Regions from separate parts of the Homo sapiens genome. Here regions 1 and 2 are each linked to region 3. A link is a contact called in ENCODE Hi-C or POLR2A ChIA-PET data. All regions are on one chromosome and are shown on one strand. Each heading gives the region's core, a stretch centred on a gene start or an enhancer-like site at or near the end of the contact. The rest is flanking DNA. Distances are from core to core; before and after follow the strand shown.

Region 1 (3,394 bases), core at 232-2,731, 150 kb before region 3:
GTGTTGATTATGATATGATTGTCACCGCTTTTATTTTTTAATAAAAAGGTTCAGAGAGGTTAGGTAAGTTTGCCTGAGTCACACAGCTAGTGATGAGGTCAGAGATCAGAAGCCAGGCCTTCCGGACTCTGAAGATGAGGCTCCTTACCCAGCCATCATGAAACCTGAAAGGAACTTAGAAATCAGCTGTTTCCAGTCCCTCATTTTATGGATGAGCAAACCTTGGCTCAGCGAACAGTGAATTGCTCAGGGTCCCCTTGTCAGTGGCCTTCAGACCCTGGTCCCAGGCTCTTCCCACTGTGACACGCCATCCACATCCTTTCTCTCGGAGGCTGGCTGGTCCCTCCTGCCAGTCTTCCTGAATGAGTTTGCTTCACCAGATTTGGCTCTGTCTCTAGAAACAAAATGAGTTGAGTTTCATTAGCAAGCATGAAAAATGTAGGTTCAGAGATTAAAAGAAAAACAGTTGGGATATACCATATTGAAGGCACGTGGGTATAAATGGGTTCCAGGGCTCTCAATTTTTTGGGGGGACAAGGCAGAGTTACGTGTAAACAACCGACAAGCCAGCTCACGGCCATGCGGCCCACACTGTACCGTCACTCCCCTCTCAGGATCCATCTACTCTTCAGGAACATTGAATTTTCTTTCTTTCTATGCCCATGGTCACTTTCACCTGTGCTCACACACAGTCGGCTGTGCAAAGAGCAAAACTTGGATGTCCCCAGGTGGCTGCCAGGGTTGGGATGGAAGGTTCTGCTCTAGAAGCCAATAAAACAAAAATATCTGCCTATTAGATTGCAGTGATTAAATACTCTGATATCGCCAAGAAGTTGGATTGGAAGAAGTCCCTGGAATCCCCAATCTAGTACTTCAGTTTCTATGTTTATTGCTAGGCAGTGAATATTGAGTTTCATGGCAAATGTCATATAACTGTAACAGGCCCCTGAGGCAAGAGATGGACCCCTTATTCCGGTTGTTGTTTGAGCCCTGCAGCCTCTTGACTGCTGGAAAGCTTCACTGGCCTTGACCTTGGAAGGCTGACCCAGCCTCTCTTCCCCGCTGGGCGGTGGGGAGTGGGTGATGTCCAAGCCACCGATGGTATAGGCACAAAAACCAAGCCAACAAGGAACCCATTCCAGGAGTATGGGGGTGCTTGGGGCCTGGGTCTCAGGGGAGATCTGCTTTGGTGGAGTCTCCAAAGTATAACATCTGGTTCTCGACTTGGCAGGTCCGGAGACTCAGTGTTATCGCAGCTCTTTCAGAAGTGTTTGCATCGGGGCCTTACAGGTGCCTGAGATATCAAAAGGATGCTATGTATTTAGTGAGAACATTTTGTAAAGGCCAGAATATTCCTTTCCAGTTTTCCAGCATGTCCTGGGCTGGGGAAGTTGAATCTGTGGCTAGAAGGTTGCTTGGTGAGTGGGGCCTGAGCACTCACGGGGAGAGAGATGACCCTGAATGACACCTCATGCCAGCCACGGCGAGTACTAATGAGTCATCCCACAGTTGAGCATATCGCTGGTGACCAGAAGGTTCCTGCCTTCCTGTTACAGCATCTCTGCCAGACAGTGAGGAATGAACACTGCAAAATTTTCCCTCTCCGAATCTTTTCCATGGTCTTTCCAGCAGAGCACAGTGTAACTGATTGCATTCCAGCTCACGTGATTCTAGTCGCATCTTAGGCCTTCTTTTCTGGGCTGATGCGAAATCACACACAACGAACTGGGCGCACCCTTCATTTCTCTTTCTTTTTCTTTTTCTTTTTTTTTTTTTTTTTTTTTGGAGACGGAGTCTTGCTCTGTCGCCCAGGCTGGAATGCAGTGGCGCGCTATCTCCGCTCACTGCAAGCTCCGCCTCCCGAGTTCACGCCATTCTCCTGCCTCAGCTTCCGGAGTAGCTGGGATTACAGGCTCCCGCCACCACGCCCGGCTAATTTTTTCGTGTTTTTTAGTAGAGACGGGGTTTCACCGTGTTAGCCTGGATGGTCTCGATCTCCTGACCTCGTGATCCGCCCACCTCGGCCTCCCAAAGTGCTGGGATTACAGACGTGAGCCACCGCGCCCGGCCCACCCTTCATTTCTTTAGCCACAGATTCTCACACCATCTCTTGCACTCACCCCCACAGCTGTCTCTTAACACCAACTAACTGCATCTAGATAGTTTTTTAAGTAAACATTTGTATAGATGTGTAGTATTCATTCAGGAAAATGTACAAATTGTGAAGGTACAGCTCGATACATTTTTCCAAAGTTATCAGACTAACGTAGCAAGCAGGCAAGGCGTGAAATAGAACACTACCAGGACCCAAGTCCCCTGTGTGCCCTCCTTTCAGCCACCACTACCTCCAGAGTAACCGCTACCCTGCCCTCTAGCATCCTAGGTTTCATTTTGCCTGCTTATAAACTCGATAGTAAAATTCACACTATATTCTCTTTGCTCAACATATTTGCAAGCTATGTCTATGTTGTTTCATGCAGCAAATAGTATGTTTATTTCATTGCTGTATCATCCTCCATGATATTAATATGTAACTTATTACTACATTCTAACGTTGATACTTGAGTTGTTTCAGTTTGAGGCTTGTGTAATAGCGATGCTGTGAACATCCGTATATAGCATTGTGATAAATCAACCGTGTTTTTAATTTATCTAACTTTACTCTCCTAAGGTAATTTTATCTCAGAATTCTGGGAGTACCTTATTGTCATTCCCGTGAACAGGTTGCGGGTCCCTGAGTGCCTGGCCCGTGCTCTGTGTGTCTGCCATGATGTCATTTGTGGACCTGGCCAGTCTTTCCCTGTCAGAGTGTAAATCTATGAAAGTGTCTCCTGCACGTAGTTGAGTGAATTATTCGTTGAATGAATGTCTTCATGAGGGACTGGAGCCTGAAATATTGGGTTGAAATGGAAAACAAAAGTTAGAGTTGCTTATTTCTGTTTCACCATTGCAGTATCCCAAGATGCTACAGTAATTGTGCAAGGAAGCACAAATCCAAGGAGAAAGAAGGTCAAGTCTGCGCTGCAATAAAGCAAGAGACTTGAAGGGCTAGGAAATGGCAACCTTCTGTGGGCCTTCCTGCAGGGTGTCAGTCACCGGACATACTGCAACGCATTAAGTTAATAAGTGCCAAAAACCACACCAGGTGCAACTGTCATCTTCCAGATGAAACCTGTTCCCATGGTATCTGTCTCCTCTGTATCACATAGACACCAAAACATGGTGGTGCCTTGGGAGGGCACAGATTTTTTTATTGTTTTCATTTCAGAAAGCTCTAGCAACATGGCAAGAGGGAGGGTGGAAGTCCCCAGTGCTGAGTTCTGAGTGGAGCATAAAGGGGCTGTTTTTATACCGTGGTTGTACCCGGGAAGCAGACATCTCCGAGCACTTTCAG
Region 2 (3,085 bases), core at 190-2,689, 170 kb after region 3:
TGAATGGATTCAGGTGTGAATTCCATTGCACAGTCCAAGTGGGGGAAAAATTATAATTTTGCTTTTCTGTAATAATTTACAACAAATTACATCCCCGTCCTGCTGGGGAAGCAGACCTATAATATTTTAGTTCCCAGGCCACCGCCTCTTGCCCAGGGTGAAGCATAATTTGAGGGTGGGGATGGTAACCTAGTGCCATGGCCTTGAAGGTGTGACCCCATCTTGCCCTCCAGTCTCCTCTTTAGGCCTTTCCTCCTGCCCCTCAGTTTAGTAACTCTCTCCACCACTTCCTTGCTGTGCTGCTTGAGGACATGGTAACCACCTTGCTGGTTGTGCGCAGTATTGGGGCGTGAATCTCTGCAAAGCTCAGACCTTTCTGTCTTAATGTGATACATAGCTGTTTGGATTCTCCTATCCTCTCCGGTTGTTTCATGGTTTCACTAGGGTTCTGAAAGCAGGTGAAAAAAAACAAGAAAGCCTCACTGGGAAGGTGACACTCAGGTAGAGATCTGAGGGAAGGTGGGGGTGTCTTTGGATCTCGGGAAAGAGCAGACCCTCAGGCTGGTGCTTGGGGTGTCTTTGGATCTCGGGAAAGAGCAGACCCTCAGGCTGGTGCTTGGGGTGTCTTTGGATCTCGGGAAAGAGCAGACCCTCAGGCTGGTGCTTGGGGTGTCTTTGGATCTCGGGAAAGAGCAGACCCTCAGGCTGGTGCTTGCACAGTGAGGCCAGAGCTGAGGGAGCTCAGGGAAGAGGGGCTGCTCCCCAGGCTGAGGAGGCCCAGGCGACCACGGGGGCTTTGACATTTATTTGGCAATAAAACCATTGGAGGGTTTTCACCACACCCAAAATGACTGACTTTTACAAAAAATACTTTCTTTCTTTCTTTTCTTTCTTTTCTTTCCTTTCTTTCCTTTCCTTCCTTCCTTCCTTCTCCCTTCTCTCTCTCTCTCTCTTTCTTTCTCTTTCTTTCTTCTTTCTTTTTTAAAGAGTTGAGCTTGCCTTTATTACCCAAAGCTAACTGCAGGAGTTAACAGTCAGTTTGCTTTGATACTGGATTTAAGCCTTATTTTATCCCTTCTTAAAACTTAATTGATTGTATCTTATTAAAGCCACACTAGGAAAATCCTGTGCTCCATTTAAGTCAATCAGTAAGAGAGCTTCAGAAGGATTGACACAGTATCCTTCTCTATATGAGGAATACCCCAGTCAAATCAGCTGGGAGAAAAAACTTTGTAAAGAAATTTTTAAAAACCTCTATTATTTTGCATTCGAGATTTTGTCTGATAGAAAATTTCAGATTATGTTTCCTGGATATACTGAAAGTGAATACAAACGGCTCATCAGACCATTTGGCTGTTACCGTTATGCTGTTCACTCGACTGGTGGCCACATAGACATAAGCAAAGTACTTGCAGACTGCTGGATTTCTGACTGATGAAACCATTTCTGATCAGCGACTCACTGCATTTCTCTTCCGATGAGGGTCACTGTTTGCAGGGTGTCTGGTATAAACTTCCTGAAGCCCCAGCAGTCTTGAGAGCAGCAGTAGAAGAAAGCAGCTGGAACCCTGAGAACTGGGGCAGAATGCTGTTATGGGCTAAGAAGAAATGGCATCATCTTGGCTTAGAATTTGGAGATTCAATGAATCTTTATTCTTTCATGGTTCCATTAAGTGATTATTTTTAATATGAATTAGATCACTGGAATTTCATATTAGTCATGCTGAAAAATTCCACATCTGTGTGTTTTAATTTAGGGTCTTCAAGATGAAGGGCATCCCCCAATGATTAGGAGAGGCACAAGATAGAAATACAGATTTTATTACCTACAGGCCCTGGGAGTACACAGCAATCCTGGAGGTCACACACAGGATGGTCAGGGAGCTTGAAGGTCAGGAATTGTGAAGGGAGAGAGAGAGATTGAGACCTACCTAGAGACCCATGGGCCTTCATGGGGTCCAAACAGGTTTCCCCCAGGGAGGTTTAATTGGTTCCAGGAGGTCACACTGTGACTGCACAGCCCATGTGGGGTGTGGGGATCGGGGCCAGTGAAGTAGGCTGTGTGTAGCTTTCCCATGGGGAGGTGGTTGCCAGGAGGAAGTTGTCTAAGGCAGGTATCTGTATTAGTCATGTTGAGGAACTGGGAGGAGGTGTAGAACTGCACCCTCTGCCATGTCCAGGGTGACAGAGCCCTGCTTCTGCTACGACAAGGTCCCACTTATCTTCAAAGTGCATGCTGAGGCAACATAAAATGATAAGAATTTACTACACTGTGACTTTTAAACTATCATCTCAATGGTTTGGCATGATTCAATATTTTCTATTTTAACTTTTTATTTATAAAAATTTTAAACATGGACAAAAGTAGAACAGCACAGTGACACTCCCCTGTGTACTCATCACCCACCTCCACAGTGATCCTGGCCCGTTTTGTTTCCTCTAGCCTCCCCTCCCCTATTTTCCCCTTTCCTCATTATTTTGAAGCAAATTCCAGACATCGTTTCATGATAAGTATTTTAATATATATCTCCAAAACTGTAGACTTAAATAACTGTAATTCCTGTTATACTTAAAAATTCAGAATACATTCTTAATATCTTCAAATATCCAGTCTGTTGGTAGGCAGTGTAAACATATTCATAAATTAAGTTTGCTGTATCTATTAAGTTGCTTGATAGTATTAAGGTGAGAACAGTGCCATCTCTTACTGGTTGACATTTGTATGAGTCTGCCCATGTTAATGTAAAACAGATTTGCCACAGGTAATGTGACCATACAGGTAACATAATCTAACAGTTAAAAAATATATGCATGTCTTGCTTTTATCTTGTTGACTCCAGTGCTCTTATCAAAATCCTCATGATGCAACTGCCCAATGGGTTCACCATCACCACTGCCTAGACAGAATCGATTTATCAAGACAGGGGGATTGCAATGGAGTAAGAGTAATTCACGTAGAGCTGGCTGTGCGGGAGACCTGAGTTTGTTAGTCAGTCTCCCCGAGCATTTGGGGATTGGAGTTTTTAAAGATAATTTGGTGTTTTTAAAGATAATTTGGTGGGTAGGGGCTTGGGAAGTGGGGAGTG
Region 3 (3,006 bases), core at 35-2,534:
AAAAAAAAAAATACAAAAATTAGCCAGGCATGGTGGTGCGTGCCTGTAGTCCCAGCTACTCAGGAGGCTGAGGTAGGAGAATTGTTTGAACCCAGGAGGCAGAGGCTGCAGTGAGCCAAGATCGTGCCACTGCACTCCAGCCTGGGTGACAGAGTGAGACTCCATCTCAAAAAAAACAAAACAAAACAAAAATTAAATGGCTTAGGCTAAACTTCTTCTTTCACAAATATTATTTCACACCTTCTTCAAGTCCTTAAGCTTCACCCTTGACAAACTCAAGAGCATTTCCAACAAGGTCCTGGCCAGTGAGGCCCACACAGTGTTTGCTACAGTTCTTAACAAGTCGTAGGTACAGCATGGCAAAGCACCAGTAGGTATGTGCTGGAGTGGGCCAGGTTTGGAGTGGTCTGAACCATGCCATGGGAGACCTCCTTTAAGAAAAAACAAACAATATGCAGAGAACGAGGCCTTGGAAAGAGGCTGTGTAAGTAAAGGAGCCTGAAGCATCATTAGCTTCCCAGTAAAGCCACCTCTAGGGCTGTTATCTTTAAGTTAGCAAAGGGATGTTTGCAAATGGAAGTCTCCGAAGGTGCACCCAACTCTGCATCAACCCCAACAGGGAACACAGTCTCTCAGGAGCTTAACCGACCACTGCCGACAGCCACCTTATCCGAGAAGGTTCTCGTGGGTGTGCAGGAGCTCTTTGCAGGCTTAGGTGGCAGAGAGGTGATCAGGGGAGAGGAAAAGGGCCAGCAGCTGATGGAGTAGTGCAAAGTAGAAGAATGCACAAGAGAGGGGTGGTGGGGGGGGAAGACAGAGAGTGGAGGAGAGCCCACCTCTCCCCAGAGAGGAAAGTTGAAAGAAACAGAGGGTTGAGGCGAGCCCACCTCTTCCCACAGGGAAGGTGAAAGAGACAGAGAGGGTTGGAAGGAGAGGAGCCCGCCTCTGCCCTCAGGCTCCTACTGTGTGACCTTGACTGTCTCCTCCAGCTCCACCCTCGAACATATTTTTCTGTGAGTCTGTGAGAGTCAGTCAGAAGTACTTGGGCTGAACCCTAAAACAGAATTTGCCAATTAGTCTTCAGTAGAGAAGGCTTTCTTCAGGTCAACAGAGACAAGCAAATCTAATTTGCCATTTCCTTGTTCCTTAGAGCCAGGGGGTATTGTGTGGACAGAAAGCATTAGGATGAGTGAGGGCTCCAGAGGGGAAGCTTGAAAACAAGATGCCTTGGTCCAGCAAGGGCGCTGGCTTGCCAGCTGAGCTCTCTGAAGCGGCAGCTCCGCCCTGGGCTCATTCCCAGGCCCGGCCTGCTGGAGGCTGTGCGGAGTTACAGGAAATGGGAGTGCCGCTGCGGCTCAGCTGCCTCTGTCAGTAAGAATACGAAACGGTGATGTTCATAAAACATTCTTTGCAAAGCACAGTCCGTCCAAACCCTGGTATAGTTTCCAGAAGACGAATGTTTAATCAATGAGGCTGCTCTGCCTCTGCCTCTGCCCTGTCAAGACTGAGCCCATGTCCTGAGCAGAGCTGACAGCATGGGAGAGCGCCCGCAGCCTACACAGGCCACAGCTGTCTGCAGCCTGCTCAGTAGCCCCCACCGGAAGGGACCTGCACCCTGAGCTGAAATTCCCTGCAAGAGCAGAGAAAGCTACTCTGTTGCCCACCTGACAGCTTGGAGAAGCACCGCCGTGGCACAAATGATTGTGGTGATGAGTGGAAAGGATTGTTAACGCTTCACAGTCAGCCCCTTCCAAGTACTTTTTATTTATTTATTTATTTAGAGACAAGGTCTTGCTCTGTCGCCCAGGCTGGAGTACAGTGGCGTGATCTCAGCTCACTGGAACCTCTGCCTTCTGGGCTCAAATGATTCTCCTACCTCAGCCTCCTGAGAAGCTGGGATTACATTTGTGTGCCACCATGCCCAGCTAATTTTTGTATTTTTTGTAGAGATGAGGTTTTGCCATGTTGCCCAAGCTGGTCTCGAACTCCTGAGCTCAGGTGATCCTGCCTGCCTTAGCCCCCCAAAGTGCTGGGATTATAGGCATGAGCCACTGTGCCCGGCCGCCTTCCAAGTAGTTTCTAATGGCCTTTCCTTTCCTCCAAATAACCCTACTCCCCTCCCCTCCCCCGCACTTTGGCACCTTTCTTTCCCAAGCCTTCCCCAGCTTCTCAGTGTTTTGCAATTGCACTGTCCAGGCTAAAGCCACAGAAAAGCAAGGATCTTCGTGAGACTTGCTTGCCCTCTTCATAGCTCCACTATGAACTTTACTCTTGCCTAGGACCTAATCTTTGAGCATCTAAAGCCTGCAGATTCTTGAAGACTGCAGCCCCTCAACCTTCTCTTCTAGGCTGGAGGGTGGCTCAGGGTGGCCTACTACTTGTGATTTTAGAAAGAAACCCATGAGGCTGGGAAGGAAGTGTGCACTGCATGAAATAAGTGCCTTAGGATCAGCAGCTTTGGGTGAACTTCCTCCCTCCCCTCAAGGCTGCGTTGTGCATGTTGGCTCTGCACCGCTCTGTGGCTGCAGGGGTATGAGCAATGGCAGCTCTGTGCGAGTCTCTTATCAGGAAGAGGTCGGAGCACCTAAATCACAAAGCCATTGGTGAGTGGTTCTTCAGTAACTCTAGCCTTCTGATAAAGAGGAGGAGATAATAAGCCAAATAACATTTATTAAGCATCTGCTGTGTCCAATGTGGAATAGTGGAAAGAGGTCTACCCCAGCTCCAAATCCTAGATCCATCCCTTACTTTCATCTGTAAGGTCTTGATCGAGCTGTCCAACCCATCTGTGCCCCAGGGTCTTCATTTGTGAAGAGGGGAACAGGCTCATTCTAAGAACTCCTGCAGAAGTGAAGTGGAGCAGCCACTTTATAGCTTGAGCACAGAGTCCCGATTTGCTCACCTAATATCCATGTCTGTTCCTCCTTCCCATCAAAACACTGCTCCTGAATCTCACTGAGAAGGTACCGCACAGGCTCAAGTTGAAGATTTATAAGTCCTGTTAAG

Evidence for each region. A loop is a pair of places that touch in the nucleus more often than their neighbours do. ChIA-PET counts read pairs that join two places held with the same protein, here RNA polymerase II (POLR2A). Pooled maps may share reads with other maps.
Region 1: a map of K562 shows a loop between it and region 3 (3-fold over the local background). The contact joins two enhancer-like sites. A Hi-C loop is called at or near these places in 2 of 168 maps with a recorded cell type or tissue (K562 and OCI-LY7), 1 of 37 single-sample maps with no recorded cell type and 5 of 50 pooled maps. POLR2A ChIA-PET finds 5 or more read pairs at or near these places in 1 of 52 experiments (K562).
Region 2: a map of sciatic nerve shows a loop between it and region 3 (2.6-fold over the local background). The contact joins two enhancer-like sites. A Hi-C loop is called at or near these places in 2 of 168 maps with a recorded cell type or tissue (Calu3 and sciatic nerve) and 1 of 50 pooled maps. POLR2A ChIA-PET finds 5 or more read pairs at or near these places in 3 of 52 experiments (GM10248, activated B cell and activated naive CD4-positive, alpha-beta T cell).

What each region holds. Positions count from the first base shown.
Region 1 is chr6:157,513,695-157,517,088 of GRCh38, forward strand. The region is part of intron 1 of ZDHHC14 (zDHHC palmitoyltransferase 14); the gene reads left to right. Among named protein-coding and RNA genes, the nearest start is that of MIR3692, 14 kb to the right of the region's middle. Within about 2 kb of position 1,482, at least 4 of the 41 ENCODE cell types and tissues checked have a DNase peak (open chromatin) inside an H3K27ac peak, as active enhancers do.
Region 2 is chr6:157,839,537-157,842,621 of GRCh38, forward strand. All of the region lies in intron 1 of SNX9 (sorting nexin 9), which reads left to right. Among named protein-coding and RNA genes, the nearest start is that of SNX9, 18 kb to the left of the region's middle. RefSeq lists an enhancer at 2,074-2,223 and a silencer at 2,741-3,035. Within about 2 kb of position 1,440, at least 6 of the 41 ENCODE cell types and tissues checked have a DNase peak (open chromatin) inside an H3K27ac peak, as active enhancers do.
Region 3 is chr6:157,668,532-157,671,537 of GRCh38, forward strand. The region is part of intron 8 of ZDHHC14 (zDHHC palmitoyltransferase 14); the gene reads left to right. Among named protein-coding and RNA genes, the nearest start is that of MIR3692, 140 kb to the left of the region's middle. RefSeq lists enhancers at 836-1,443, 1,444-2,049. Within about 2 kb of position 1,285, at least 22 of the 41 ENCODE cell types and tissues checked have a DNase peak (open chromatin) inside an H3K27ac peak, as active enhancers do.